4 separate regions of the Mus musculus genome follow, and regions 1, 2 and 4 are each linked to region 3. Evidence: chromatin loops called from intact Hi-C (ENCODE). Cell type or tissue: left cerebral cortex. All regions are shown on one strand.

Evidence for each region. A loop is a pair of places that touch in the nucleus more often than their neighbours do. Peaks named below come from ENCODE experiments on the same cell type or tissue, not always from the same donor. Only the 100,000 strongest peaks of a DNase experiment are listed, where the experiment ranks them.
Region 1: it touches region 3 in a loop (2.6-fold over the local background); 6 of 42 quality-filtered maps call a loop at or near these places.
Region 2: it touches region 3 in a loop (4-fold over the local background); 4 of 42 quality-filtered maps call a loop at or near these places.
Region 4: a loop joins it to region 3, with 12 times the contacts of the local background. A loop is called at or near these places in 2 of 42 quality-filtered maps.

Annotation. Positions count from the first base shown.
Region 1 is chr4:114,348,512-114,356,511 of GRCm38, reverse strand. No RefSeq gene overlaps it. Among named protein-coding and RNA genes, the nearest start is that of Gm40228, 5.9 kb to the right of the region's middle. In left cerebral cortex, no CTCF peak of the experiment used is centred here; DNase peaks (open chromatin) are centred at 2,327 and 3,191.
Region 2 is chr4:114,508,481-114,516,480 of GRCm38, reverse strand. The region is part of intron 2 of Trabd2b (TraB domain containing 2B); the gene reads right to left. Among named protein-coding and RNA genes, the nearest start is that of Gm33710, 88 kb to the right of the region's middle. In left cerebral cortex, a CTCF peak has its summit at 3,569; DNase peaks (open chromatin) are centred at 848, 2,292 and 3,139; H3K27ac peaks cover 1,502 bases.
Region 3 is chr4:114,455,723-114,463,722 of GRCm38, reverse strand. The region is part of intron 2 of Trabd2b (TraB domain containing 2B); the gene reads right to left. Among named protein-coding and RNA genes, the nearest start is that of Gm33710, 35 kb to the right of the region's middle. In left cerebral cortex, a CTCF peak has its summit at 3,900; DNase peaks (open chromatin) are centred at 619, 2,434, 3,113 and 3,908; H3K27ac peaks cover 4,100 bases.
Region 4 is chr4:114,375,577-114,383,576 of GRCm38, reverse strand. No RefSeq gene overlaps it. Among named protein-coding and RNA genes, the nearest start is that of Trabd2b, 27 kb to the left of the region's middle. In left cerebral cortex, no CTCF peak of the experiment used is centred here; DNase peaks (open chromatin) are centred at 3,847, 4,080 and 4,844; H3K27ac peaks cover 1,839 bases.

The DNA.
Region 1 (8,000 bases), 110 kb after region 3:
TTGGAAGTCCCTTCTGATATCTAGCCACCATCCAGTTTGCTGCTCTGATCCCCACCCTCAGTGAGCCTCTCCCATAGCCTCTGGGTAGCAGAGAGAAGCTGGGAGGTAGGATGACAGCATCTTCATTTCCCTGCTAATTACAAGTGCTGGGAAGAGGGGTGCTAAATGCCAGATAATTGCCCAGCAGGAGATATGAGTCAGACTTCTGACTGCTCCTGGCCCCAGGAATTTTACTTTAATGGTTTTCTTTTTTTTTTCCCTTCCTAGAAAATAAATAAATCCACAAAATTTTTACAAAAGAAATTTGGAAAGAGTTAAGTCTATGGCCTCCTCGGAGTCTTTTTATTCAGTCCCTTTCTACTCTCTCCTAATCAGGCATCCAAATCTAGAGTTCCATGCTGGGCCTGGGAGGAGTCTGAGAGCACACTTCTCCATATAATGCTTAGGCTAAGGGGATGAATGAATAAGCAGGAGGAGGAGCCCTGATTCTCTATATTCTTCACCACACCTACCACTCATTCATGAATAAGGGCATCTGTGCATACACATAACACACACACACACACACACACACACAGACACACACACACACACACACACACAGACACACAGACACACAGACACACAGACACACAGACACACACACACACACAGACACACAGACACACACACACACACACCTGAGCGCTAGCCCCCCACAGCTCCTCTTCTGAGAATGTGAAGTGAGCTATGGTTTCATGATTATGACCATAGGACATGCAGATGCAGGGAAAGGGTATTTTTGGTCTTCTTTCCGGGCTTCTTCGAGAGCAAGGAGGAGAAGAACAACATCAACCGGCTACTTGGCCTCATTTTGATCCCCTATCTCTTACCCTATGCCAACCAGCTTCAGGCAAGGCTTGAAAGGTCCCAACAGGAAGCTCCAAAGCTGATGAGCATTTTTGTGGTCATGCATGGGTACATAGATGCTCTGTTTCTTAAAACTATTGTAATCTCTATAATCACATTTTCCTCTTCTTAAGTAAACTTGGACTGTAGCCCAAAGAATATGCCTGGTTTTGCCTGGGGGATTTAGAACTGGAGGCTAGGGAGGGAACCTGCCTTGGAAAGAAAGGAGAAATCAAGGCTGGCATTCAAAGTGAAAACTATGTACATCCCAATAACACTAGTCACTGAGAGGTTCTTATCACAATACACAGCTTGAGTTAAGGACAGAGACATCTGGTTGAGTGGGAACCTCAAGGTGAGTGTAAAACTAAGTAGCTGTGGGTCACCCAGGCAACTTGACTTTTTGGGTATAGTACCTTTATCACCTGGAAGTTTTGGTCATGGGCCACTAGGTACTACTGTGTCACCTCAAGAAAGCTACCTCACTACTTCATGCCTCAGTTCATCTGAAAAACAGGGATAATCGTAATCTATAACTGAAAGAAGTGTAAGAGATAAATATATGCAGAATGTGCTCAATACCTCTTTAAAAGAAATGCACAGGAATGGCCATGTCGCAGGAAATATGACAATTCCAAGTATCTCAGGTTCCCAAGACATGAGTCTTTTGAGTCACTGTCATAAAATAGTCTTGGGATCATGGAGTAATAAATTCAAATAATACTTAGTATCCTGAGTTCTTGAAATTACAGAATTGACCATGAAACAAAATGAAAGCTACATATTCAGGCTTCAAAGGCCAGACACATACTGGTTGTTGAGTGCCTGTTCTCTCTCTCTCTTTCTCTCATCCCCAGTGTCTTAGGGTTTCTATTTCGATAAAACACCATGACCAAAAGCAACATAAGGAGGAAAGGATTTGTTTGGCTTATAAATCCTGGTCAAAGTCCATTGAGGGAAGCCATTGTGGGAACTGAAGCTAACCCCATGGAGGAACACTGTTTACTGACTTACTCCCCCTGTTTGCCCAGATTATTTTCTGATATGCTCCAGGATCACCACTCTTCCATTTTAATCATCAATCAACAATCAAGAAAATGCCTACAGGCCAATATCATAGGGGCATTTTCTCGATTGAGCCTCTTCTCGGATGACTATTTTGTGTCAGCATGACAAAAACTGTCCTACACACTCAGTCTACTGCCATCTAGTATTCCCCTGGGATCTTCTTGGATCCTAAGGCCAGTTCTGTCCTGACCAAAGATAGCTCTACTTTTGTCTGAGACACCAGAGTACATTACTTTCTTGGTATGACTAAGCTCTGTCTAAAATACTCCAGAGTAAAGAACAGGACTTTATCAGGGCTTGGCTCAGAGGGGATTCTGTCACATTTCACAGCTTGGAAGTGGCCAGGATCCTGTTCTTTCCAGAGTTTCATTGTTGTATTCTCTTGTAGTGAGTACAAAGAAGTGAGCTGTGTGCCTGTGTGTGCCTGTGTGTGCCTGTGTGTGGGCAGAAGGCTAGAGAGGGAGGACTTTCAGAAGAACACCAAGACTAAAGTAACATGAGAAAGGAAGGGGAGTAGCTGGCATATTCCCAATGGACATAGACTTAGCCCTTGTTACAAACTGATTTGTGTCTGTCTCTGTGTGTGTGTGTGTGTGTGTGTGATGAAGGGGTGGTGGTGGTGCTGCTGGTGACAAGTCTCATTCACATTTCCCAGTGAGTCAAATGGACTTTCAGAGTTCCCCAGTCTTGTCTCTTCATTTTCCTATCCCATCTCATGGTAGAAGCAGCAAATAGCATTCCTATTATTGTTTAATACAAATGTGACTATAAGATGATGGCATATCCCCAAAATTGAGCTAGCTGGGCATCTTGACAAGGGTAGACGGTAGATTATGATGCATGGAGCTGCCTATGTGTATCCTGAACTAATATACCCTGCTAAGGTTCTCTCTCTCTCTCTCTCTCTCTCTCTCTCTCTCTCTCTCTCTTTCTTTCAACTTTTCATTGATTCTTTGTAAATCTGACATCTTGCACCCTAATCCATCCCCTCATATCTGCACTTCACCCTTACAATCTGACCCTCCCAATAAACAAACACACACACACATACACACACACACACACACACACACACACACACACACACACACAAACAACAACAATGAAGCAAAACATAGAAAACATTTCATCATAGAACTTTTAGTATGTCACAGTGTGTCCCTCAGTATATCCCTCTGCCCACACATCTTCACTTGCAAATGTTCATTGCAATGAGTCATTGGTTTGGTTTGAGATTTCTGACTTAAATCCTCATCAAGACTTTGCAGGGTTTTCCTGTTGTTCTGGGTCATGGAAATCCTGCAGCTTTGGATCAACAGGACTGACCATTTTATGTGTTGCAACGTTTGAAAAATGATATGGGTTTTGGGATGGACTAACTTAGAGCCCTGGATCTGGGTGTAGGCAAGCTGGTCAGTTCTTCGATTTTCTCAGCACTGCCTTGGTTAGGTCACTCAATGCTGATATCAGCTGTAGGTAGGATCAATTCTCTTATTCTCATGCCCTTGCCTCTAGAGCCAACTCTATTGTGCTGCTCAGTCAAGGTACAGGGCCCACTCTTCCAAATGCTGTACCCTCTTGATCCCAGAGCTGGCTCACCTGAACCCCCTCCACCAGGGCCACCTTTACTATGTTGCCTAGGTAAGGTGAAGGTGGCCCCTGCTCTAAATGCACAAGGTTGTCCTAAGGACTAACAGCAATCAAGGCCAGAAGGATAGGATAACACTCAGAGAAAATGAAGCCTAGGGATGCAGAAAGCCAGGAAGGATAATAATTGTATGGTCTTCCCCTAAGGGCTGCCCTCCTCAGGCCTCCTCAAGACTAAAAGCACAATACTGATTCACACTGAACTCTTTCCCCAAGGGCAGGCAATGGATGTTCGTGCAGACTAGGAGAAGAAGGATGGGTTAGGGTTTCTAGCTTTGTGTTGTGAAGTGCCTGAGGTACAGGATCTGGGGGGTCAGCCGAAGTAACATGGTGGGGCTGCAGAATAGTGCTCCTTAGCACCCAGCACAGGTCTGAGGGTAAAATGTTTTCACACACTTGAACATGTGACTGCAGGGCATTCTGCAGGGAGGTCATCTGCTTCTACCCCTAGCAGGGAGCACTGCTCCTAATTTCTCCTGTCAGGAAACACAGTTCCATGTTACATCATGAACAGTTTTGCCCATGTGATTAGAGTCAGAGGTTTGAAATCCTATGTTAAAAATGGAGAACACCAGGGTGTGGTTCTTCACTTTCCAGTGGCTTTCTATCCTCACCTTCAGTTCAAAGACTCACTTTAAAATAAGGCTGTGTTGGGTAGTTTTATGTGAACTTCACACAAGAGTCATCAGAGGAGAGAGTCTTACTTGAGACAATGCCTGCATATGATCTTGCTGTAGGCATTTTATTAATTAGTAATTTATATGAGAGGGCCCACCCCATTTTGCTTCTGGGTTCTATAAGAAAGCAGGGAGAGCAAGCCTGTTAGCAGCATTTGTCCATGGCCTCTGCATCAGCCTCTCTCTGCCTTCTTGTTCCTGTCCTGTTTAAGTTCCTGCCCCGCCTTCCTTCTAAGCTGAGCAGTGATGTGGTAGCATAAGGCACATAAACCTTCCTTCTCTAAGTTGATTCAGTTATAGTGTTTCATCCCAACAACAGTAACCCTAATTAAGACACAGGGCAGCTACTTTTATTTAGGGTTTTATTTATTTGTTCTGCTTTCCCTGAAAAGACCCTGGTTTTTCCTCTTGCTCCTGTGTAGTTATTACTAGTGCTAAGTTTACTCTAGAAGAGTCCCAGTTTGTGTGGTAAACTATATATTTAGTGCACCTAAAGCCCTTCTGACAAATTAGGTGATCCCATTAGATAATTCATATAAAATTTCTCAATGGGGTATCTGGCATAGAAAGTGTACATCAAACACTCACTGTTGTTACTCTTGTCCCACACCCTAAAACATGGAAAGAACTATGTATCCTTCAGTTACCAGAGGAGAACAGCTAATTGTAAGAAAGTTGAAAGTACAGTCGAATCCAAATATGCAGTGTGGTTCTGAGGGTGACCTCTCTTCTGTGACTCAGGAGCATGTCAGCAATGCCTTTAGTCACTCATTGAAAAGCATCCCTGTGGCCCTGCAGCAAGGGTGAGGAAATGGGGACCTATGTGTCTCCTATACCTGCCAGCTAAGCAACAGAGTCTCACATCTATTCAGAGAGGCAGGTCCAAGTCTACAGGATTACAGCCAGTAATGAGTTCCTCAGTTGGCATTATAAGAAAGTGGCATAGTATGGGAGGGGAATTTCAGTTTTCTTTAGAGATGAAGGCTCTGAGATGCCTACAGGCAGCACTAAATAAATCAGTCGGTATTAAGAAAACGTGAATTGGGAGGGGAAAGTGTGGGAGAATAGGGGAGGATCTGGAGGGAAGAGGAGCTGGGATAGATTTGATTAAAATACTTTATATGCAGGTATGCATATTCAATTACAACAAATGAAAGTTATAAAACAAAGTAATAGGGCCAGGCTTAGTGAGAGATGAGCCTAGGAAGACAGCAGGAAACATATTACTAATGGCTTATGAGATATGGGAAAGGAGTTTCACTGAGTCTAAAATACTGGAGGGGCCCACTCCAGGCTGCACCCCTGCAGGGGCTCAACTAGGGCAGACATATGGGCAGAGGCTCATCTGCCTTTTAGAAAGGTCTCTTTGGGGTATAAGGCCAGATGGTCAATGATGACAATGGTCATTCAGGTGGCAGGAAATGAGGGGTCATGTCAACAACTAGAGGACTGTCAGAGCTGGTGGTTCTCATACAGGTGAGTCCTACCATTGACATATATTTGCCACTCATTGATTATTAATAATTCATGGAATTAATAATACTACTCATTCATTGAGAATTATGTTACAAGGTATAAAATGTCACATTATTCCATGCAATCGTTATCACAGGCAATACTATTATCTTCACTTTACAAATGGGGAAACTGAGCTGAAATTATAAACATTTGCAGATATGTTCATCTTGTCACTTGGGTACTTGATTCCCAACTCTGGCCCTTGTAATTGTGGGACAAATATTCTTAACAACTGAACCACCTGTTCAGCTCCAAATTCAGGAATTTTAAGGTACAGCATTCTGATTTCGGAATTAATCAAGTCACCACAGCCTTGGAGGAATTTCATAACTGTCACTTGTGCACTGTGAAGAGAACTAGGGGAACTGGCCCTTGTCCATCTGCCCTGAAAAAGAGATAAGAGGGAGACTGTCATTTAACAGCTCACTGAGAAGAATCCCAAAGGGATTCCAGTACAGTCGCTGTCCCCAGAAATTCCTTCCCAGGGATACAAGGTGAGGCTGCCCTGGGGAAGGAGAAGAAGGCGTGGGGACCCAAGGCCTTTCATTCTCAGACTTGGCCTTCTACATTGTTAGCATCTTCTTTCTTCCAGGCCAGTTTCTTATGCTGGAACCATCTCCTTCCCTCCTGAGACCACCATCTCTCAGCTAATTGGTGGAAAATTGGTTGCTAACTGTCAGGAAATCGCCTATTTTCCATCCATTACTGGGAGGACCAGGCCCCATAGCTGAGGGGGACTCTGGGTGGGAAGCAGAGGCTGATTAGGCCTCAGAGTTAACGATTAGGTTCGTGGACCTCCTCAGGCCGTCCTCCCAGACTGCTTATTAAATCCCTGCGAAGACCCACTGGTAGGAGATATTGGTTACATGGCACGCAGAACTGCCTGAGTGACTATTCATTAGGCCTCGGTTGTGGCGAGGGAGGAGACCAAGGAAAAGCTGTGGCCTCAATCCAGGAATGTTAAACAGCCCCAGAAGTTGGCAGAGAACTTTATAATTGCTGCTATTAAAATATATGTATTTATATAGGTGATTTGTAGGAGGAAAGAATTCCAGTATTCGGGTGAGATCCATGCTATGATTTCACCCAGGATTAAGTTGTTGGAGACTAGATATTAATTAAGGCTGAGGGCCACAATCCCTTCCTAATTAGCTCATGGAGTATAATTTGCTGGGCAAACGCTACTGTTACAATCACCCCAAATTTGTCTGGAGTTCTCCATCCTCCAGATGGACTGGGTGGGCTGATTTACCCAGTTGCATGAGCAGGGTAGGGTAGGAGAGAAGCCTGGTAAGCTGGGGTTCACTCCCACCCCTGCTTCCGACAGGTAAGATAAGATTCCCTCAATGGTGGAAGGCTAGTCAAAGGAAAGAGGTAGGGTGTATCTGAGAGACTTATTCAGTGGGGGCTGTTCTGAGACCCATGGCACTGATGAATAATCTGCACTGGTCTAACGAGAGAATAAAATGATGCTCAGATTCTGTGTATCTTTCGGGAGAAACCTGACGGTCTTGCCTAAGGAAGCCTGAGTGTTCTCTGGATGCCTCAAAAGATGTCACTAGGATGCTTTCTGAAGAGCAGGAAGTGAGGAGGCCTGTCAGTGCCTTTGATAGACAGACTATAACCAGCAGTGCTTCCTGGCATGTAGAGGTGGTCCTCTCTGTTTTTTGACCTGTCTGTCTTTATTCATGAATACTTCAGTATTTGCTCATCTCTCTGATTCAGAAATCCTTCCCTGAAGCTCAACACCTTTCTGCCTACAAAGTTCCTCTCCATTGTTTAGCATCTGTGTGTGTGTGTGTGTGTGTGTGTGTGTATGTGTGTGTGTGTGTTAAGTTTGATATTATGTGTCTTCTTGAATTGCTTTCTACCTTATTTTCTAAAGCAGGCATCTCATTGAACCTGGAGCTCACCAACTTGGCTAGCCTGGCTGCTTTGGACAAAGCTCCATAAATTTACCCGTAGACCCTCAGCACACAAGGTTTTTCCCTTCCCAGGTTCTGGATATTACACTCATATATAATCATGTCTGTAAATTAAACACTTCACCATATTAGCCATTTTTCCAGCCTTTAGGTCTTCCTAGGTTATCCCAAGTAAGGATAGTCAGGACCTTCCCTAAACTTCTGCTTTCCATATATTTTCTATTTAAGATTTTAGTCAATCTCACTGTATATAGAGTTTGTTTATGCTTTGGTTTTA
Region 2 (8,000 bases), 53 kb before region 3:
GAAGTTGGCATGTCCACTTAGAAATGGAGATACTTAGTCTTCATCCAAGAGGGAAGGCTAGAACTCCAGTTCTCCTCTAGACCACACCAGTGGCTGTGCTTCCACTATCTACACCCTCCTTTCTATAGAGATTGGGGAAGCTGACAAAGCCTCGCTGTGTGAATCTAGGAGCTGCTAGGGGGAAGGTAGGGGGCAGAGTGAAAGATGGGAAAGGTAGGTGAAAAGTTCCCGCACAGCTTCGTAGCTGGGCAACCCAGGTCAAGCTAGCCAGCGCATCTCAACTTCACAAAGGGGTTGTTTGATGATTAAATAAGAGAATGTTTGTAAAGTACTTAGCATTACACATCTGGCTTCCTTCCATGTTTCTGGAAGGAAGGAGAGAGGACAAAGGGAATGAAGAAAGAACTGATGATGCCTTCCAAGGACAGGCAAACATGTCCAATGGACATCAGAAGTGTAAAATTGTGTTTTTGCAAGCTCCAGAATAACTTTCCTGTGACATTTTGGGCTTTAATGGATTCCAGAAACCTTAAAAGTTCCTCTGCAGTCAGAACAGGATGTTTAACTTTTGTCCTTTAAGGAAAAAAAAAAATAAAAAGAGAGGCGCACTTACTAATCTGTTCATTCACTGGAAATATGTGGGAAACAACAAGAAACGGGCTCAAAAAAGCAAATGTGAAATGTGCTGCTTTTAAACACCAGCAGCCTGCAGAGTGTTGCAAAATGTGGCTGGAATCAATAACAAAGCTTCTGGAGATGGACCACTGAAACTGACGCTCTGTTGGGAGAAGATGCTGGGGAGGCCTGGAATGGGGTTGGACTTGCCTTCATACCTCAGGGGCAGGAAAGGGGATGCTGTTGTTGGAGGGGGAAGGAGGTGAGTCAGATTCCTGAGAAAACACCAGCGCCTTGTTCTTTCTCTCTTGAATTCTTTCCCAACGTGAAGTGAGGAAAAGGAAATGCTTTTATAGAAAACATCGAGGTGCTCTGCTGTCCCCAAGCACTGCTGGCATCTGGTACATACAGGAACTGTGTCATGTTCTAATTTTAAACAACTTGAACTTCTGAAGTCAAGGCCGGTGTGGCCTGGCCTGCCCTGCTTAGCTTAGTGGAGCACCTGACTCAGGGCTGCTCTTCAGTAAACACTGGAGGGAAGATGGAAAGAAAAGATGAAAAGATGGAGAGAGGGAGGAAAGGAAGGAGGGAGGTAGGGACAAAGTGGGAGAGATGATAGACTGAGATCCTGAGTGGGTTCTATAAACTCTGACATGTGGTCCAGAGTGAGGAATTATTTCTTCGGTCAGGTGCAATCAGCAAAAAGGATATGGGAAGTCTCAGTTTCCCTAGCTTGGCATGTACCCTCAGTCTTTTTATAAAACTTGAGATGTCTTCCTTTATTTGTTAGCAAATTGGAGCCTGTTAACCAAGGCAACTACTATTCCTGGATCCTCATTTTTGACTTTGCCTATAAGGATCACATAGTGGTCAGAGAAATGTTTTATGCCTCCAGGGAGAGCCCTGTGGTTGATCCACTTCCTTTTTTATCCTCTCTTTCATAAATGAATTGGGCTCACACTATCCTCATAACCTCCATAAGAAGCTCATATTATAAAATTCTCTCTTCAGCTGTTTATTTCTTCCATCTTGTAGGTAACCACTAGTTATTAAATGGTCACGTATATTTATATTGTGTGGGTTCTCAATACAATTGGACTGAAGAAGTATAGCTACTTCTGTGATTATCAGAAGATAGAAAAGGAAACATCTCCAGACTTGTTGGTCATAAAAGAAACCAAATGTTTTCTGGTTTTGAGCAAAAGACATCTCATATACAGGATTGGGGGTGGGGTGGGGAAGGCAAACTAATAACCAATCAGCTGCTGAAATGGGATTGATAAGCAGATGTGTATCATGTGGTTCATAAGGAAAGGTGAAACTGTGATGGTATACAGGCTCCCAAGAGCATCTATTCTCTACCCTGACTATCTGTTGTTCCTAGGATTAGAAAACCATCAAGAAGAGGCAAAGCTTGCTGCCAAGCCTGATAACACAAGTTCCATCCCTGGACCAACATGAACTGACTGTCCTTTAATGCTCACAGTCCATCAGATACAAGGGGAACCTGAGTGTATCAGTCAGCTATAGCCAGGATACAGAAACTGTGCAGAAATCTGAACAGATGTAATTATCCCAACTAGTTTCCCAAGATCTGGGCTAACACCTCAATTACTCACCACAGATAATGAGTGTCTTTGTCTAGCTGCCCAGGAAACCTGAAGCTAAACATTCACCCACAGTGTGCTGGCTGGGACTTCTTGTGTTCCCATCCCACCTGTGGCCGTAGGGGAGCAGTGCATCTTCATCCCAGGGTGGAGGATGTTATAATACAAGTTAGGGCAGGAGTATGGGGAGTAGTGGGTGGAGCTCCATCACCTTAGAGATGCAGACCTGGGCCAATGTTGATGATAATAACCCATAAAGCAAACTACATAACAATGACATTGCTGAGTTGCAAAAGGAAACCCATAGGAATTAGCAGAATAATTGATTTCCTCTAAGAAATGTTCAAAACTAGCCAAAAAGTCTACATCCTCATCCTTCTTTCTTCAATTCCTAACTCTATGTCAACCAACTTCAGTGATATGAATCCCTTTCCTGGGTTCCATTTCTGTTCTGCCTGTCCCCCTACTATGACATTTGTCACCAAACTTCTTGCTTACATGTTCCCTTCTTATTCTTTATGGCATGCTCCAAATCTTGTCCTGTGTCCTAGTATGTCCTTGTCCTGAGTCTAGTATGGTTCTTGCTCTTAAATAACCCATGGGCCAGTGTAGAAGCAAGTGACAAGACAGTGTAACAGCTCAGTGTAGAACAAGTGCAGCAGGGCATCTGGTGGGTTCTTCCACTTGATGTCAGAGAGGGTAGGCCATCTTGAGTTGAGTATGGGGGAAAAGTGGACATATGCCAGTCTGATCAGATAAGGAAAGACATTTGGATGGAGAGAGAAGCAATAAATTTCAGAAAGCCTTAGAACTTCAGTGAGACACTCCTTTAAATTAGGACACACAGCATAGGAACCAAAAGAGTCATAGCAACAATGTCTAACTTAGATATTTTGGCATTGCCCTGCATGCCAGATGGTACTTTGAATGTTACATGGGCTGGGTTCTCTTAGTCTTCACAGATGAACACATGGAATACCTACTATCATCCCCATCCCATAGTTGAAGAAAACCAAGGTAAGCATTTACTGAAGGAGTTAAGAGGACTTGAGAGTTACTATAGTAGAAAGAGGAGAGGGGTAGACAGGTCCAAGAAACCCAGTGTATCAGTTGGCAAGTGTCCTCTAAGACTTACTTTGGCTCTCTATCCCTACACTTACAGGGACCAGATCTAGACTAAGGATTGAAACCTGGTCAGGGGCAACTAGCTCACAGACAGCAAGGGAAGTCACTCACTTCCAAAATTTACAGTTTTAAAAATATAAAATGAAAAGACCCCTTCTCCCATCCTGCCACCAGGATGTCAGCTGAGCAGGACACTGAACCCTGAATGGACTGAATGCTTGCCAGCATGAAGACAGCTAACACTAGGTTTAGTGTTTTCACTGAAGACTAGTGCCTGATGTTCTGTGCCCACCAGGGGGGTGTCAGCACAAGTGGGATGTCTGGGTCCTGTCCTTCATCTCATAGACGAGACAGAAAAGCAGGCAATGGCCCTTACAATGTATGAGTAGGTTACAGGGAAAACTATTCTGGGATCTTGGTCCCAGCCCTCAGGCCCAGTGCTTCTTTGCCTTGGTGACCCACCCCTTCCTTCCCTCCTGACAGTCTTTTGGTCTTTGCACCCACACACTGTGGATCTTCATGAGGTCATTGCCCTCTGGAATGATCAGGGCCTTCCCAAGGAAGGGGAAGAGCCAAAGGACAGGCAAGTATATATGCCTCCACCTATTGAGGAGCTTCCAGAGATATCTGGTTAAGCCATGCTACATCTGATACAAGGTAACATGTGTCTACTTATAATCTCATCAGACTGTGGATGTTGAGATTTCCTTAGAAGTGTTAAATCAGCTACATCCATTTGGGGCTTATGTATCAAGAATTTACACATACTCCATAACTAAAGAAGCAGGGGTGTCAGGTGGTGTTTGGTTGGGGGAGAGGACTGTGCAACATAGAACAAGCCAGAGGGTCAGGGTAGTGAGGAAGGGAGAACATCAGTTGTCTTTCAAGACCTGGTATCATCTTTCAGATGTGTCTACAATGGATGTGTGTGTGTGTGTGTGTGTGTGTGTGCAGATCACATAACTGCATAACTGATTTCTTACTCTTGGGGAGAAAGTCTGAACTCATGTCTAATAATACATAGCTTTGGTGACTAAGTGAAGCCCAAGGAAGCAGCATCCAGACCGTTTATTATGAGCCAGGCCCTGAGGAACAGAACCTTCCCTAGGATGTTCTTTTACTAGTTCAGAACCCACTTGAGCTCATGCAAAAGCTGAACTCTAGCCGTGGACTTGTGAAATATCTGAATGTGCAGTGAAGTGGTTCTTGGCTTCTCAAGATAAAACACTGGGATTCATTACATGAGACATGAGAGGATGCCAGTGCTAGGGGGACAGTGGGATGGTGAGCTCTTTGTCACATGCCTTGGCACTGATAGTGGCTGGACTGTGAGCTGCTGAGAAAGGAACAGTCTGCGTCACGGGGGTCAGGGGAGAGTGTGCAGCTCATAAGTTCATGAAGAGATGGGAATGGCATAAGATGCTGAGTTTTCAACAGACAATATGGCTAGTAGGTGAGTAGCCTGGTAACACACTCACCAAGGCAGCTTTCAAGAAAGCTTTCAAAAAGGATAATTAGGAATTCCGAAGTAGAGAGGAGTAAGATGATTCAAGGTAAAGGAACAGCAGAAGAGAGGGCTGGGGGAACACCCCACTGACCTCTTCAGGAAAGAGCTAGCATGAAGGTGGCTGGTATGTCCATAACAAAAAAAAAAAAAAAAAAAAAAAAGGGAGATAGTGTCAACCAAAGGGCACGGTGTACTTCAATTTGGGTCACCATGGCCCAGGTGTAAGTTCATGGTCATTTGTAAGGTTGTCTGTAAATACACGAGAGACCATCTCAAGTTTAATGCTCAACTAAATGAAGACAAGTATCTTCCACCTAGAGGTTTCACATGGGCACCAGGAAGAACATGGTGGGAAACAGTGGTCAGAATCCTGGTACCATTCCCAACGATTGTTCAAGGAGCTATGAGAACCAATACAGACAAATCTCGACTATCATAGTTATGAAAATAGGAATTCAAGCTCCGTCTCTACCTACCTCTCCTCACTTCTGTGTAGTACCTCATGGGGCCTTTCACAGAGGTAACAAGATAGGAGATGCAAACACAAAGGAATAAGGGAGACAAAATCAACACATAGACTCTTCTTACTGCTCTTGAGAGATGAAGATGAGGAAGACTGGGAAGGCAGAGCAGGGAGAGACCTGTAAGATGCTCTTTCTTGTTCACTCACTTCAGAGAGAGGAGTGAGGCCCAAGAATGAGGAGTGCAAAGGTCTCGTGTCTTCAGAAGTCTCTTCCTGCCTCTGACCTGAGAGCTCCACCCACATCTCCCCTTGCTGACACAGCCTCATGAGGATGGGATGATGGAAAGAAATAGGCTCTTTCTAACAAAGTACTGAAGTCTGTGGCAGGGTCCAAGTTGTGGAGCTCAAGCTCACCATGAGAGATCTGGAATGTGTCTAGGGCAGGCTGAGTATGAGTATCAAAAGGAGACCAGCTCCCAAAGGAAGCAAACTCTCTTCAGAGTCATCAGAATGTCAGCATTCTGTGGAGACTAGTTCTCAGTCCAGTGGAGGCTAGAAATTCCTACTCTATGAGGACATGTCCTCAACAGTCTCTCTCTCTCTCTCTCTCTCTCTCTCTCTCTCTCTCTCTCTCTCTCTCTCTCTCTCTCTTTCCCCACCCCTGTCATACACATTGACTCCGCGTATGTTGCTCATAAAACTTACAATTTCAACCTTCAGTTCAGGAAGCCAAAGTAAGTCACTCTGTCCTTGGGTATATTACTGAATTTTCTCAATAGCCCAAGCCGTCTGACAGCCTGACCTGACCCTGAGCTCCAACAAAGATCCCAGGCAAATGTCCTGGCCTCTGGGTATGTGCATGTCTCTTTATTCTTGTGATTCCTGCTGAGCTTTCTATTGGACGGTGTGCTACAGAAACATTTAGCATGTATTTACAGAATAAACATGTGAAGAAACCCAAGACAGACATAATGTTCCACAACTGAGAATCAAGGCTTATGGAAACTGAAAAGACCCAATATTCCCTCTGCCCCACAGGGTTTCAGCCTCCTGAAGGGTCACTTCATAATTCCTACTGTGGCTGTAAAGAAGAGTCACAAGGGAGATATGTCTGCTCTGTACTGAGTAGCCACATAACCTTGAAAAAAGTTGTTCACCCTCCAAGCCTCAACTCAAGTAGTGGCGGGGGGTAGCCCTCAGATCCTAGGGCTGCTGGGAAAAATCAAATAAATGACTCATGGGAAAGATCCATGTAAACTGTTACAGAGAGCAATGTGATGTCATCGTAGCCATGATTAGGAGAGGATGAAGGAGAGATCCAGGGATGGAGCGTGCGAGCCTAGCAACCCTGGAAAGCTAACTATGGCTGTGGGCCACTGGTGCAGACTGATGAGCCTGATGCTCCCAGCCCGGAGGGAGCATGGAATCATTAAGATAAAGGGCACAGGGCCAGTCTGGGAGCAGGGCTCAGTGTGTAGTCATAGTGGGAATGGGCTAGGAAACGTTGAGGCCTTAGGATCAGAGCTTTCTGGAAAAGGAGCTTCAGGTGCACCCAAGAAAGCCACAGTATGGCTTCCCAGAAGAATACTTTCAAAATTCTAGAAATACCTCTGGCCCAAGACCTGCTTATACTTGCCAAAAGAGTTGAGAGGGTGGTGAGGTGGGGGCTGTCAATGAGTGCTATCATTATTCAGAGACTGATGACAGCAACAGTACTCATTCACGTTTGTGATTACTTGTTAAATATGCATGTAAGTGCCAACTACGTGCTGGCTCTGGGTTACAGGTTGGGCCACTCCTGCATTCATACCTTCATTCACCAATTCGGTAATAACCAATGTTTACTGAACTCTCCTTATGTGCCAGATAGATCTAGTAGTGAGAGAGGCATATGTGACCCTGTTCATATTAAATACACTTCGGTGGGGACAAAGAGAATACATTAAAGTCATGCTTACCAGAGGTAATCAAAGTAGTGGTGGAGAAAAATGTTGGGAGTGAGCAAGAGACTCTGGGTGGGTCTGCATAGGCAACTGGAAAGGACTTTACAAAATGGTGAAATATAAGTGAAGGCTCAAAGCACAAGAACTCAGCTATAGCACAGGATTTAGGTGCTCTGCAAAATGAGAATTCTACTAGGGAAACACCAGTGCCCCTTTGGCTTTGGTCCTTTATAAGAGACAGATATATTTGTGCATGTGTGTGTGTGTGTGTGCATATGTGTGTGTGTGTGTATTCATCCTTCCTCATTCCCTTTCACTTCTTCCTCTCTTCCTTTCACAAAGACAGTACCCTGTATTGGCTGGTGTCATGAAAACAGGGACTAATGGGAACTTCCTTGAAGGGATGCTGCAATCTCTATTGAAATGTGCATCCTTTTTGAGTAGTACTTATACATGTTAGAGCCATACAACCACTACCCGAAGTGAAGTGATATTTGTGGTAGAATCATCTATAGAACTACAAATCACCTAAAAGTCAGAAACAGAGATGTGATAAAAAGATAGTCATCTAGAAACAGAGCTTATGCAGCTATTAATGTGTTTTCAAGCTGTGGTCAGAGAGTGAACTGCAAAGAAACAATGACATCCACTCAGAAGGGAACCACATCATGGAAGGACACTGACACAATACAGCAAGGCACATGCATGGTCCAACTGTAGTGTTAAAACCTTAAGGAACT
Region 3 (8,000 bases):
TCTAGAAGGCTCAGTCTAGCAGCCATTATTAAATGGTAGCTATGTATTCCACTGAGAAGCATAAGCTGGGTATAAAACCTTGCTCCTAGGATCAAAGAGTGGATGATAAGCAAAATCCTCATGAAGACAGGATCACATAGCATGAAAATACACACAGGCGCAATATAGGCGAGTGTAGGGTTGGTTATATGACCATGAGGCAGACACCCTTCACAGCAAGAGCAGATGGTGTGTGTGTGTGTGTGTGTGTGTGTGTGTGTATGTACATACTCGTATAAAAGAACTCTTTCTAAGTATCTTGGAGGTCTAGGAAAAACTACAAATAGAGAAAGGCAAGAAGATAAAAGAAGATAAGAGACTATGTAAAGGGGGTGTGTTCCAGTTAGAGCTGCAGGACAGGGCTGACTTGGCCTTTTCTCTGGCATGTGTGAACAGTGGTCCCTGGGCTTGGGTGGTGGAGACCACCCGAGATGCTAGGCTCAGTCTTCCTGCTCTGGGTGACTCAGTCTCTTGCAGCCCTGTTTCCTTGACAATATGGTAAACATGGGAACCATAAATCCATTTGCAAACATCTACGCTTCCAAGTAACAAGCCCAAAGCCATCCCACGAGCATGGTATGCCCAGTCCTGGGGTGGAGCCAGCCTGCAGGCAGGAGGACTGGCTTCCCCTGGTGGAGCTGACGCCTGCTTCTGGAATCTCCCTCCAGAAAGCAAGGCTCCATCCAGTCTCAGGCTTCCTGTGAGGAGCAGACACATGCCAAAGCCACCTGTAGCAGAAAATCCCTAAAGCCATGAAGGATGCTTCAACACTGTCAGGAGGAAAAAAGTAGGGCACATATGATAGGGATACCTAGTAGACAAGGAAGGGTGCTGAGCCAGGGCCAGGCTGTGACACAGTAGGGCAAGCCTGGTTTTAAATCAGAACTTGACTCCTCATCTGTAAGGTGAGGGGAAGAAATTTCCTCCTTGCCTGGTCTCTTCCAAGAAGCTGAATAGATGAGGCAGGAATTCCAAGAATCAATGTGGTCTGAACAAGATGTCTGCTCTTCACTCCAGTCTGTATCTATATTGGTGGATGGGAAGCCATTAGAGATGGCCTGGCCTTTGGTACTCAGGATGTGCTCTGTAGACTGACAGTGTCCTGGGCACATGGGTATGCCTCAGCCAAGACCTTATAAACTAGAATCTGTAATTTAACAAGGTCCTCAAGTGATTCATGGCCACAGTCAAATTCAAGAAATACAGTTCTAGTCCCCAGTATGCAGTCACCCCCATGTTGCCAGTGGAGAAACTACGGCTCAGCTCTACCACACCACATATTAATAGTGACAGGCATGGGGCCAGCAAGCAGTGCAGTACAGAGGAAAGGTCTCAGAGCCTGAAATTAGAGTGACCCAAGCTCAGCTCCTCCTTTGGTGACATCAATAGGCATTGTTACCTGGAGAGAAAGCTAGGTAACTTCTCTGAGCTTTAATGTTGCCGTCTGTAAAATAGGGGTGATACGCTATGTTTCTGGTGAGGACCTAATGGCATTCATAGCAGATCTCCTGTACGGTATATTCCCCTCACATACTTCTTGATCACAAAAGTTGCCTTCTGTTTTCCTCAGCTTCTGGGCTCTATACTTGGAATGGGTGAGCTCAAGACCCTGTGAAAAAATTGTTTCTCTGCCTCCAGCAATGCTGAGAAGAGGGCAAAGCTCCCTCAGGGGACACTCAGGTACCTGAGGCCTATATTTTGAAAAGATCTGAGTGGTACTCCCCAGAAGGAAGTTAGTCTGCAAACTAGTTAGTTTGGTACCCACGGGCAGCACATGGACCACTCTGAAAGTGCGGATGAGATGCCCCTCAGGCCCTCACCCTGAGCTGGTACGGTTATGTGTCCATCTATGTGTCTAACTTCTGGCTCCTTTCAAGGACTAACACAAACCCCATCTCTCTTCAAACAAGTCTGTTGCTGACATCCCTGTTGGAACTGCTGTCCAGGCAACTCCCTAAGGGCAAACTTAAAAAGCTGGAGTCCCTCAGCCTGGTATTTTTCCCTGTTTGGCTGGACCTGATGGCTGGTAGGTTTGTGAGCACAGTTGATTTCCTCCTCAAAGGTTTTGTTCCTGTCAGAGACGTTCTTCCTGTAAAGTCTGTGCAGCCTTTGCTTACACAGCCAGGGCTAAGCTGAGACAAAAGACGAACCCAGAACCCAGAAGCAAAGAAACGTCTGGCTCTCAGACAGTTACTTGAATGGAGGGGCCAGGAGGATTAGAGTCCTGGGTGACTCCGTTGCCTCACCCAGCTCATTCCCATCTTCTGGAGTCTCACTGTCTCAGAGCCCTGCCCTGTGTCGTACTTTATCGTGTCTTTTCTGAAGAAGACTGTGAGAGGCTTGGGAACAGCTCAGTCTACATCTCTCCACTGTCACGCCCACTCCTGTCTGGTTACACACATGATCTCCCAAGGCTGGTACAGCAGGCATCCTGTCACCATCTAATGTATGCACAGTAACACCTGGTCTCCTTCTACTAAGCGTCCCTCTACTTTCACTCTACAAAGCTGCCCTCAGGTGGCTGGCTGAGCCACTGTGAGCCAGTGTCTGGGACCTGGTAGACATGGAACACACACACACACACACACACACACACACACACACGAGAGAGAGAGAGAGAGAGAGAGAGAGAGAGAGAGAGAGAGAGAGAGAGAGAGAGAGAGAGAGAGAGAGAGAGAGAGAGAGAAAGAGAGGAAAGGGGGGAGGTGTTAAGCAACTCAAGGGGCTCCTGTCCCTGTGTGAGGCTGGGACTGGACTTTATGGAAAAAGGCTAACACGATTCTCTTTCCCACCATCTACAAAGCCTGGTAAAAACATATGACTGTCTAGTGTCTGGAAACTGCAAAAAAATCTTCTATCAAATTCTTAATTCCCATCTCTCTAAACCGTGTCTGCTACCTCCCATCAGGCCAATGTCACCAAGGCCTGAGCGCTCCCTCCCTGCTCACTGTATTCATATTCACTCCCACGTAATCCACCTCCCCCAGCATTTTGTACTTCAATGTCCCTAACCCACACTAGTCCCTCTCTTGGAATAGTCTTCCTCCACACCTCTTTTTGTGGCTTCCAGCACCTCCGTGTTTTCCAGGGAGCCTCATGATACTCCTCTTTGTCTCCTGGGCTCTTGTACATGCTGTTCCTTCTATTTATATACCTTTCCTATCACTCCTGGCACTTGCATAACTGCTTCTACTCTGGCTGTCCTGAGCTACATGCTCCCACAATTCCCTGCACTGTTTTCATACGAAAATGGACCTGCCTTATAGACTGGCTTTCTCCTCTATCTCTTCCTCTTCCTCTTCCCCCCTCCCACACTTACTCTCTCTCCTCTTCCAGATCTCAGTACCCAAGCAGTTATGTGCTCAGGCTCAGTGTAGACTGAAGAGTATATCTTAAGTTTCCTGGAACTCACACCAGCAGCCCTCCCACCTGAAGGTAAAGTGTATGGCACGGCCAGCCAAGGTTTAGAGTTCAATTCCCTGAATACCGTCCATGTCAAACAGAAGACGCCAAGAAAGAGAAAGACCAGGGGGCCTAAGATTTATGAGGAAAGTCAGCTTGGAAAAAGCCATAGCCCCAGAGGTGGGCAGGAGCATAGCTCCTTCCTCGGGGATGTAGACCACTCCACATCTCTGTATCGTGAGCCCCATGGATCAGTGTTTAGCTCCTGGCTCACTCTAGCAATCCCCTGTCCTTCAGCTTGATGCAGGCCAAGGCCACTGTCAGCTTGAGAATGTGAAGAGGGAGCACAGTGCAGGCGATGGTTAGCCATGCCTTGCCCCCTCCCTCCTCTCTAAAGCTCCACCAAGGACAGATTTAGGAGCAGCTGTGTGACAGCATGACTCCTTTGTTGGCAGCATACATACAGAGCCTAATTCCCCATTTAGCCTCCAGGCAGCCCTAGTCCTGGAAAAGAGTTCAGAAAAGCTGCAAGTCATCCACTCCTCTGTCACTTCTAGGGCGCTGAGTAGCGAGGATGTCAAGGACCAGAGAGGGAGAGGGACTAATCCAGAGCCCCACTGTCAGACCACAGGCAGATCCCCTGATGTGGGCTATTCACTGTGGGACGTCCAAAGGCCGTGCTCATGGTCTTCTTGGCACAATTGTTCAGATGAGAAATAAAAGCAAGGTGGAGTTCCTGGTGGGGAAAAGAAAGGCACAGCTACAGAATCTTAGAGCCAAATTGGAGTCCTTTTAGTTCTTCTGGCTTTGGACCATTCCAGAGCTCCACAAAATAAAACAAAACAAAAATAATGGTTATTTCTACTGTTTCCAAAGGAACCTAACATTCGAAAGAAACAAGTGGCTTGTTCTCCATGTGGCCACTGCTCTGTCCATTATGTTTTTGTCAGGTGATTTATGAACAGGGTAAGCAACGAGGAAGGGAAGGCTGTGGCCTGCTCAGAGCCTGCATCTCAGAGAATCATACAAACACACAAAGCAACAGATGACCAGGGTAGAAGGTTAGAGAAGCAGACTGCAGGGGCCACTTCTGATCTTTGGGGCTGTTCTCATCAAGAGAGGTGATCTTGTTTAGGATATTAGTTTCTACTTCGACTGAGGTGGAAGTCTGTTTTCTGGTTCAGGGTTCAAGAATAAAGGTTCTGACACCAGCAGAATTTGCACTGTTTGATTTCTAGGCGGTACTATGAGGAGTAAAGTTTCTGGAGTAAGGAGCCATGTTTCTGGAGACACTATGTAGTGAGCCCCTGAGAGTATGCCATAGGGCAGAACTTCCATGTCACAGTAGTTACAGCCAAGGGCACTGGAGAACTTACAAAATGAGTGCCCACTGCCAGAATGTCTTGCTGACAGCTTAGGAACTGGATGGGAGACAGTAATCCATTAAGTCTAGAATGGTTTATTATGGTAGCAAAAGATAGCTCAGAAAGTCAGGTCATGACAACCTGCCCCCATCTGTTTCCTTCCCATGAAAGAAGAAGAAGCAGAGAAAAGGGACACGGGGATAGTAGAGCTACTTTCTGAGGATGTCCTGGGAATATTTTGACTAGATGTTTTAAAGAAGGGCAGCCATGTGATGATTCAGAGATGAGCTGCCAGGTAGGGGGCCTAGAGGGGAGAATGGGAGCTCCTTTGAGGAGTAGCAGAACAGCAAAAGAACTAGAGGAAGATGGAGAGGCTGCCAGGTGGAGAGGGTGGCAAGTCAGAAAGAGATCTACCAGGCTCCAACAACAGAAAGCCTGGAGTCCACTGCAGGCCTTGGCCTTGATTCTTGGTGAAAAGTAAGTTCTGACCTAGCTCAATGTTGTGGGTTCTACAAAATAGCTGTGGAGGAAGCAGCATCATGGGAGGGGTACTTACTAGGGGGCTAGGATGAGGTGATGGTACTGGAGAAGGTAGCAGAAGCAGGATGTAGTAGTACTCATTGCAGCTGGCCTTCCTGCATAGTCTGGTATTGGGGCAGAGAGGCACAGCTTAAGGTGAGCTCCTGCACTTTGGCTTTGAAGCATTCACCGAGATTAAACTTGGGGAGGGGAGGTTTTGAGAAACCTGAGGGAAAAGACTGAATTGGAGTTTGGTCATAAACATGTTAAACTTAAGGCTCCTGATGGTCAGATCAGTATTAGTAATATAACGTGAGGTGTAACCACCATGTTTCCAGTTGGCTCAGATCTACCTAGTTCCTGTGAATCCTGGCCCAAATCCTAAGACCTTTGTGGGTGCCATATTATAAACACTTGAAACAAGTGACATGCCAGCATGGGATTGAAGGCTTTGGAAGGGGGTAGGAGTATCTGAAGTGTAGACAGGGAGGGTATGTCAAACAGAGCATGCATGATCAAATTTAGGAAAAGTGATCCCAGGGCAGCAGTGGTAGTGGAGCTGAGCTGAGAAGACTAGGGGAGGTGAGTAGAGAAGGGGAGAGGAGGAAAGGAGAGACTGTGAGGATGTCCAACTCATTGAATTTGAGCGATATAGGGAATTGGGAGGTAGGGCAAGATCTGGGAGGAGCTGAGAGGGAACTTGGGCCAAGCAAGTTGTTTGTAGAAGAGGATCGTACAGCTCACATGTGTGCTGGTGACTATCCATGATGGGTAATGATGCAAAGGCTCAGCACAGGAGCAAAGGAGCTCAGGGAGGAGCCTGTGAGCGAGACAGCAAGCTACCAAGAGAATGTAGCTCATCCAGTCACAGCCATGATATATCAGAACTTGCAATGGTCAGAGACAAGTGGTCATGGGTGAGGGTAGGGACTCTGAGAAGGTTTCTGTTTCTTCTTGTTAGCATGGGGATAAACTGTCCCTATCTCTCAGGGGCTGCTGGAGTCAGGCAAGGGTTACACAAGTTCATAGCTGTCAAGTAACCAGCTTAGAAAACAGGCGTTCTAGCAACTACTGAGGTCCAAAGTCCTGGAAGTGGCTCAAGTCATGTGATCTGGTCATTCAGCAAGGCCCCTGGGTCTGAGCTCCTCTGAGAGCAGAGGTGGAAGTCAGTGGAGTAGAAGGGAAGGCCATCTCCCACCTTCCAGCCATTCCATGCCTTTCATGAGGGAGTCCCTGTTGTTCTCGACCTTGCTCTGGTAGTAATGACTTTCTGGAAGTACCCCATGTGCGCAAACACATTCTGCAGCCATCAGCTTGGAATTGTGGGACACACTGTCATCCAGGCCACTCTACTTAGAATGTAACTGGGCACCTTATATCCTTTAAATGTTAGCTTAGGCTTTAAATGTGCCCCTGAAGAAAATCATTTCCTGTATCCTCATTCGGGAGATCTTATCTCTTGGCTGAGCTTCCTACCCACCATTTCTGGCCCTCAATATGCCTCTTGAGGGGTAGAAGAGCCACAACATCTTGGTAACCTGGCACCATGGGGATCGGCTGGCTCAAACTTCTCATAAGCAGTAGACAAACTATGAGGCAGGCTAGACTGTCTAGTTCTTTAAGGACAGGCATGTTCTGGGCCCAAGGTTTCCAATACATGTGACACATGCACATGGCTACTGGGTCCTTAAAACATGCTGGTGCAATTGAGAAAGTGATTTTAAAGTATTTCACTCTTGAAAATTAAAATTTCATGTTAGCATTCAAACTATGGGGTTTCACCATAGAATCTCCATACATTTTCCTTCTATAGTGTTCTTCTCCTGGACCCTTAAATTCTACCCTCTCGCCCCTACCACTGGCTCCCTTCTTTCCCAGTCAGTTCTCTTTACTGCTTTTCTATTACCCAATATCCCACCTCCCTTAAGCTCAGTGGCGTAAGGAATTTTCAGACAAGTCTGACATCCCCAGTTCAATCCCTGGCCCACAATAAAAGAAGGAAAGAATAGATTGTAGAGGATTTCCTCTGACCTGTGCAGGCCTCCCCCAACGACACACCACACACACATACAAGCATATATATCTTAAAATCTAAGCTGTCCATATGAGAGGAAACAAGGCATTATGTTTCCAAATCTGGCTTATTTTGCTTAGCATGGGGCTTTTACTGTGAATGTCATGATTTCATTTCTTTACGGCCTGGCATCCACTGTGAGTATATACCTCATTTTCTTGTTGCATTGATCTGTGGGTGGTATCTAGGCTAGATCATTCCTGGTTACTGTGAATCCTGCAACACTGACTATAGATACGCAAGTGTCCTTATGAACATAGAATCCTTGGTCATATGTCCAGACCCGACAGTTCTAGTTTTAGGTTTTTGGGGGAACCTCCATGCTCATTTCCACAGTGGCTGTACCATTTACCATTTCTCCATATCCTCACCAGCAATATTGTCATTTGGTTTTCCCTTTTCATATTTATTTAGTGGGTTTATGTATATATATATATATATATATATATATATATATATATATATATATGCATGATGCTATGTGTATGCACAGGCAAATGTCTGCCACAGCACACATGTGGAGCCATCTCACAGGCCCAGTTTTGTAGTTCTCATAGGCTCACTTTTTGTAGTTCTCTATAAATCATTGGTACTTGTCCCCG
Region 4 (8,000 bases), 80 kb after region 3:
GCTCCAAGAAAACAGGTTCAAGGATGAGGTTGAGACTTGGCCACATGAATAGCTAAATTATAGCTGTTTGGTACATTGCTCACGTGTATGTCAAGTGGCTAAGCTACCCACTAAGAGCACTGTAAGAGAGTCTTCCTATAAAACACTGGGCCGTGTGTTTGGCTCTTTGGCTATTTTTGAAGGAAAGGAGCCTGATGAAATAGCTGTAGTTAGGCTTTGGGATCCAGAACCCTCAAGGGCTCTGAGATCTGTTGCTTCCAGGACTGCTACCCAGCATCCCTCATCATTTACACTTCACACTCCCCTGAGCAGGTGTAATCAGGCTAGAAGCTGAAATACTCAAGGTCACAGTAACAAGAAGGATGAAGATAACAGTCTTAGGGCTTCTCCTGTGGGAATCTGAACCTCCCTCCTATCCCATGACACCCCAAGGCCAGGAATACCTCCTTGGGTACTTTAGAAAGTCCCTGAGCCCTGCTTCCACCCAGGGGCTCTGCCCCTTTAAGTGGCCCCTTCTCATCTTCACTCTCCTGATCCTATCCATTACCTCTCAATGGAAATTGAAGCTTCATTTTTTTTTTCTTGCTTGGAGCCATTAACACTCCTGGCCTTGACAGGAAACATGGCTCAGCTTTAATTAGCCACAGCATGGCCCCTGCATGAGCTCCAGCTCAGCCTCTGGACTTCAAAGATAAAGGCTTCTCCTTTCTCACTAATCACAGCTATTAATGAGCCAATTAAAGCCTTCTCTAGGCCAAGGCAGGCAGCTCTCTCAGTAACTTGGGCACAACCCTCAGACCTGCCTGCTCTAGGAAGCTCCTCCCCCTGCCCAGATGGAATGTCCCTGGGGACAGAAGACTTGCCACGCAGAACCCCAGTTGATGTAGTCTCCAGTTGTGGAACTTATCTGCTGTGAGTTCTAAGACCCAGCAAGTGTCCTTTCTGAGGTGTTTTTTTGTAGCAAACAATAATAACGCTGCCTCTTGAAAGCACTATAACAGGAATACAAGCCAGTGGCTCACCAATCTTCACAGGCTTCAGACTCCCTAAGCCTTATTAAAATTCTTAGAGGGGCTCCACTTGAGTCTCTGACTTAGTTGCTCTGGCAGGGCAAAATATAAGAATTTATATTTCTACCCTCTTCTCAGGTGACGCAGATACTGCTGGCCTAGGGACCACACACTGAGGAACATTGCTTCAGACTCCACAAAAAGGTCCATCGGCAGACCCAAAGTGGGATCCAGCTCAAGGAGAAGTCCGCAGGCCTGACACTATTACTGATGCTATGGAGCGCTCACAAAAAGGGATCTCTTATGACTGCCCTCCAAAAGATCCAATAAGCAACTGAAAGAGTCAGATGCAGATATTTGCACCCAACCAGTGGACAGAAGCAGCTGAATATTGTTGTTGAATTAAAGAAGGCTGAAAGAAGCTGAAGAGAAGGGCAACCCTCCCTGTAGGAGGGCTAGCAGTCTTAATTAATCTGGACCCCTGAGATCTTCCAAACACTGGACCACCAAACAGGCAGCATACACCAGCTGATTTGAGGCTCCCAACACACATAAGGTAGAGGACTTCAGGTCTGTGTTTATTCAGAGATGATGCACCTAACCCTCAAGAGACTGGAGGCTCCAGGGATTTTAGAGGTCAGGTGGGGTAGGATGTGGGGACATCCACATGGATATGGGGTGGGGTGGGGAAGAGGCGTTGGATGTGGAACAGTCAGAGGGTGGGTGGGTAGGGGTGTAGGGAATGAAATATGAAGGGTAAAAAATGAATTAAAAATAAAATAAGATAAGATAAGATAAGATAAAATAAAAAGGCCATAGTGCCATTGCTTGAAGATGTTGATTTTGGCCTGCCCTGATCTTTTCCTTTACCTATGTCTCACAGGACAATTTCCAAGAGCTTTTCATCTGTTTGTCAACAGGTTGACACACCAGCATGTTTCTCCTGGTAGAAGTTCCTGACAGTGTCTAATATTTTACAAGTGCTCCATGCTGGGCAGAATTCAGCAGGATCACTTCTTTGCCTAGTGTTGGTACCAATATTTCAAGTCCAGATGTTGGCATCTTGTTTCCAGCATCTTCTTTGGGAGAGGAAACAGATTTGGGGATTTTTAATGAAGAGAGAAGAAAACATGGAGTCTTCAGATATCATTCTGACAGGGGACTGGATATATAGCCCAGTTGGTAGAGTGCTTTACTAATATGCACAAACTCTTGGGTTAAAGCTTGCTTAGTGTCTTACTTTTCTATTGTTTTGAAGATATAGCACAACCAAGGAAACCTATAAAAGAAAGCATTTAATTTGGGGGTTCATGGTTCCAGGTTCCAGAGGGTTAAAGTCCATGATCATCATGGGTGGGGCATGGTGTTGGGCAGGTAGGCATGGTGTGGAGCAGAATCTTAAGGCTCACATCTGATCCACAAAAATGAGATAGAGATAGAGATAGAGACAGAGAAGGAGACAGTTAACTGGAAATGGTGTAGGCTTTTGGTATCTCAAAGCCCACCCCCAATGACACACTCACTCCAATAAGGCCACACCTCCTAATCCTTCCCAAACAATTTCACCAACTTTGGACAAAGCATTAAAAATGAATGTATGGGGGACTTTCTTATTCAAACCACTATCTCCATTGTGTAGAAAGTCTTGAATTAGATCCCAGCACATATGGGCGGAGTATGTTGGCACATGTAATTCTTGCACTTGACAAGTAGAAGCAAGAAGATCAAAGGTTAAAGTCATCCAAGGCCAGCATGGGTTACATTAGAAAAAGAAAATGAAAAGGAAGAAGAAAGAAGTCTTCTTGAAGGATAGGGAGTCCCCAATGAAGACCAACAGAGTCAACTAACCTGGACCCTAAGGGGCTCCCAGAGACTGAACCACCAAAGAGCTATCATGGACTGGACCTAGGACCCCTGCACATAATAGTAGATGTGCAGCTTGGTCTTCATGGTTCCCCCAACAATAGGAGCATGGGACTGTCCCTGAATTTGTTGCCTGCCCATGGATTTTATTTCCCTAGCTGGCCAGCCTTGTTTGGCCTCAGTGAGAAAGGATGTACCTGCGTGACTGGTGTGTGTGTGTGCGCGCGCGCGCGCGCGCGCGTGTGTGTGTGTGTGTGTGTGTGTGTGTGTGTGTGTGTGTGTGTGTATGTATGTTACTCAAAGGGGGTGGTCTTCTCTTCTCAGAGGAAAAGGGGAAAGAGAGTGGGGAAGGACCTGGGAGGGAGACTAGGAGAAGAGGAAGCTGTTATTGGGATGTAAAGTGAATGAATAAATAAATTTAAAAATAAATAAATAATTAAACAAACAAACTATAACTACCCACTTAAAAAAAGAAGAAGAATAAGTCTTGACAAATGAGTCCACATAGAAGACTTGAGAAAATGGAGACAGAGGACTGAAGACATGACTCAGCAATTGAAATCCATATTGCTTTTACAGAGAATTTACACCAGATGGCTTACAATCCTCTTCAAGAGATCAAACATCTTTGGCGTCCTTGGGTACCTACACTCATGTACATATCCCTACACACCCATACACACACACACACACACACACACACTTAACATTAATAAGAAATATCTGAAAACAGAAAAGGTAGATGTGGGATCACCAGGGTGGTAAGATATTGCCTGATTAAGGAGATCACTGGTTAGTGTTCCATTGGTGCCCATCTAATTTTTAACTGAAGATTTTTGCTGTGCTCTGCCTGTTTCCACACCACAGAGACACATCCTCATATTTATTTCAGCTACTGCATCCTGCTTGCAGCTCTGGACAGCATGACTCAGAGTCATACTGTGCTTTTGGCCACAAAGACGAGCTTCTGTGGTCACAAAAGATGTTAACAGCTCGTGTTGGGTTGCAGCCGTAGCTGTTGTCTCCTTGTCTGAATCTTCTCATGCTCATCTCAGTCTCTACGCCTCTCCTTCCCTCATCCATCACTTCATTTTCAGCCAACACAGCCATATTGGAAGTGCCTCAGAGAGCTAGCCCCTGGATACTGCCATTTTGGGCTCCTTTTCTTTAGAGATGGCATGTTTCAAAGTGTGTGGCCATGGACTTGGAGGACTGCTACAAACTGTCTTGTGCTTGGACTCCCTCCAACACACTAAGCTCTGGAAAGTAAGTTCTGTATTTTTTCTGCATGGCCATTCAAAGCCTTGAACACACCCCTGGGGCTCAGGAGTCGCAGGAGGGATTCTTAACAGACAGCACTCCCCAAACGCACTACCATTCTTCTTCTTGCATGGGGAAATTCACATTGACATAAAGGACACTTGACACTAGAAAACCCTAGAGCAGCAGGTATGGGATCCAATTCTAGAATTTATACCCCACTTAGCCTGTCATTATATGATAGACACAATACAATGGTCCTAACCTTGGAGGGCAGCTGCAAGGTTTATGTGAGAGACCATACAAGAAGTATTTAGCACAGGATGAGGTGAACAGTAGCTAGTCAATAAATGGAGATTTTATTTTTTGCCTTACCTGGTGGAAGTATATAATCAAAATCATCAAACCAAAGTTGTAGAAAGCAGGCTGTTCCAAGTGTAAGGGCTCATACTTCAAGGCCTGGGGGTTGTTAACACTAACAGAGTTAGAATTATACAAGCAGGCTGCCTGGAGGAGGTGCGTCTCCGCTGGGCCTGATATAGAAGCTCGGTTCTCCAACCAAAGGCCGAGATGGGGGAAAGGAGGCTCTGAGGATTGTATCTCTCAGTGAGCAAGCTACAGCAAGAATCCTTGTCTTTATTTTCGTTTTCCACCCTGGAGGCCCATTTCCCCACCAAATCCAGCCGACACAGCACTTGCATTTCCCTCCCACAGCCTGAACTTGGCCAACATCTCAAGTTCCCCTAGGTGTGAGGCTCTGAGTGGGGCCCTCCGGGCTTGTGGAAATTCACTGGGCTCAGACTCTTTGGCTGCCCAAGGAAATCTGCTGTAGCAATGCCTCCCCCAGAGTCTGAGCAGGCCACTGGGTACCAAAAGGGATCCGGGGCTGCTTATCCCAACCCTTACTCAGGGCTAAGAGGTGGGCACGAAGTGAAACAGGTTTTAGAAAAAACTGTATTCGATGTCACCCCTCCCACCACCACAAATATACTCTGCAAACAATTTAGAATGTTCTAAACCAGCTACGGGTTGTCCTTAACGCATCTCCCCTTTGCTACATGGCTAGAACATGCATTGTGGATCCCACTGCACAGATGAGGAAACATGCCCAGGGAAGTAACAGGGGCTAACATCCTTTCACGGTGTCCCCTGTACTCTTGGGCACTGCACACATTAATCCCTGGGGAGAAAGGGAATACAGGAGTCTCATTTTGAGACCACATGGGCCTATACTGAATACTTTGCCTCCTGTCACCCCTGAGTCACTCAGCTTCTCAGCTGTCTGCAATGCTTTGTCCCTCTCTCCTTTAGCCACCCTGGGTTTTTCTAGCGTAGAGTTAGCCTTATAGTGACTTTACTTCCCAAAGCTTGATGAATTTTTTTCTTCCCGAGACTCAGTTTACTGGGTCTCATCAGGACCCTCAAATATTCATAAGCAGACCCCCGTGGCTGGACACGGAGGGGTCCTGTAAGATCTCACTGTAAAAAAAGCTGCGGTCCAGCACATTCACGTCAGACCTGGAGCTTGCTGCAGCGCCTGCTGAAACCGCTTCAATGATTAGCAAAGGTGCCAGGGAAATTATGAAAACCATGTGACAGGTAAATGGCTGTTCCTGCTACTTTCTTAAGTTTCAAAGAGAGGACGGCTTGCTCCAGCGCGTGGGCTGGGAATGTGGGCTTTGCTGGCGCTTTCCAGAACATACAGGGCAGAGCAGACCATAGTCGGGTTCTGCTGCCCTCCTCAGAGGATTCCGAATGGGCCTCTCTGCTTGTGGGACTGAGGCCCGGTGCAGAACCGGCTTCATCCAGACACTGCGGCTTTGTTCTCTCCATGAGGAGCAGATGTACAAGGGTTTCTGAGTGGAAACAGAGTACTATAAACAGGCCAGAGAGCTTGGGAGCTAGAAGACATTGTAAGTCACTAAGTTCAAGCTTCTGCCCGACCAGAGAGGGAAACTGAGTCCAGAACAAAATGGCCAACAACTCTAATAATGGCTACGTTAAGCATTTAAGCCTCTCTGCCAAGTCTTAGAGGAGCTTAAGAGATAGGATAGGCGTTTCTTCTTATTGACTGATCAGATTGGGTAAGTCCCATCGGTGGAGGAGGCTGAGTTCGGCTTGGAAAGGGAGATAAAATGATTACTTGCCAGTATCTAGACACCTGACTCTGCCCCTCAAAGATCTGACTATCCAGAGAACCTATAGGAAGAACGTTCCTCAGCATACCTCAAGCTAGAAACCAGCCTGCTTCTGACATAGACAAGGAGAAACTACAACGGCCAAATAGCTGACAATTTCTATAAAGGTCCCATGAAATGTTTTGAATGGATCTGTCACACCTCCATGATAAAGCCCTCGGGGTAAATAAGCATCAACTCGAGGAAGTGTCACAGTTCCTACTCAGCTGTCAGATTCACTATGCACATTGCTATAGTGGAAGCCTGGCCCACTATCCTGGGGGCTTACTCTACTGCAGTAGGTTCTTGCTTCTTTCGCTGCTTCCAGCCTTTTCACTGCAGTCTATTTTTTATGCAAGAGCTAGGGATCTGTCGTACATCATCAAACAGTGTTGTACATCACTTCCAGCTTCCCACTGGAGTCCCTATCATGGCTTCCATCACCTCGCCTGCCTTCCTCATGTTATACAATCCATTCTCCCCTTGGTCTCTGTTCCAGCCACAAGGACTTTTTTTCCCTGAACAAATCAAGTTCTTCAGGTTTGAACCTCTTTGTTTGCTTACCTTCTCCCCCAGGGTCTTCCTGGGCTGGCTTTTGTCATAACTGAAGTCTTCAGTCAGGTGTCCCCCAGAGAGCTCCTGTTCTGCCATTGCATAGACTCGACCCTGTTTGATTATTTTACAGCCATCCCTAAGTAACTGTGTATGTTTTTTGCTTCTATGTTCATTTTCTTTGTCTCTGGCTACAATATAAACACACCAGTGGCAAAGATGGCTACTGCTTATTATTGATGTAGCCCCAGTGCCTAAGATAGTCCTGGTGCTGAGTGAGTACTTGGTAAATATCTATAAATAGTGGCATTAAGGAGTATCCCAGCCGACCATATCTTAGAAGAGGAAAAGGAGAGGGAGGAGGAAGGGGGAGGTGGAAGACTATTTCATTGACTTTCTGAATGAATTCTAAGATGATAGGTAGGATTTACTTAAGTGGACAAAAATATAAGAAGATGTCCTAAGCTAAAGTCAACTCTGTGCTTGGGTAAGAGTGTGTTGTATAGGGACATGAGCTGGGGGTTGGGGAGGAGCCTTTAGAGGCCAGCGAGGAGACACACCTAGCCACTATTCCTTGCAGTATTCCTTTGCAATCACATGGCATTATTCCCACTGAAAAGGGAGAAGGGAGCCACAGAAACTTAGTCACATAATATCTGCAATCAGTGTTTGGAAATGAAGTTCATGCCTGCAGGGGCTGAACAGTGTCCTTGCCAATACAGAGAAGTGAGGGCAGAATTTGTCTGGACTGGTGGGGGGAGGGGGCAAGAAGGAAGGAAGGGTACAGAGAAATCTTTGCTTTCATCTGCAGTCTAGCACAGAATCTTTAAATCACAAACTTGCAGACTGCACTGAGTTTAGGCTCATGGAGGCCATGAGGACCACGTCCCCACCACTCCCGTGCCCTTTGGCTTTCCATTTCAAGAGGAGATCGGCGCTCTTTCCATCCCTCCAGCTACAGGGAGCTGTCTCTAGACAGTTCTGCCTTTTAGAATGACAGCCTTCCCTTTCCTCATTGGGAGTTGGACCCAGGTTTCCAGGAGATCCCCACCATGCTCTTCACTTTAGTTCTGTTTGGAAGATGCACAAAAGCAGTAGCCACGTCTTCTAGGAAGCATACTCTGAATTTTCATACCCC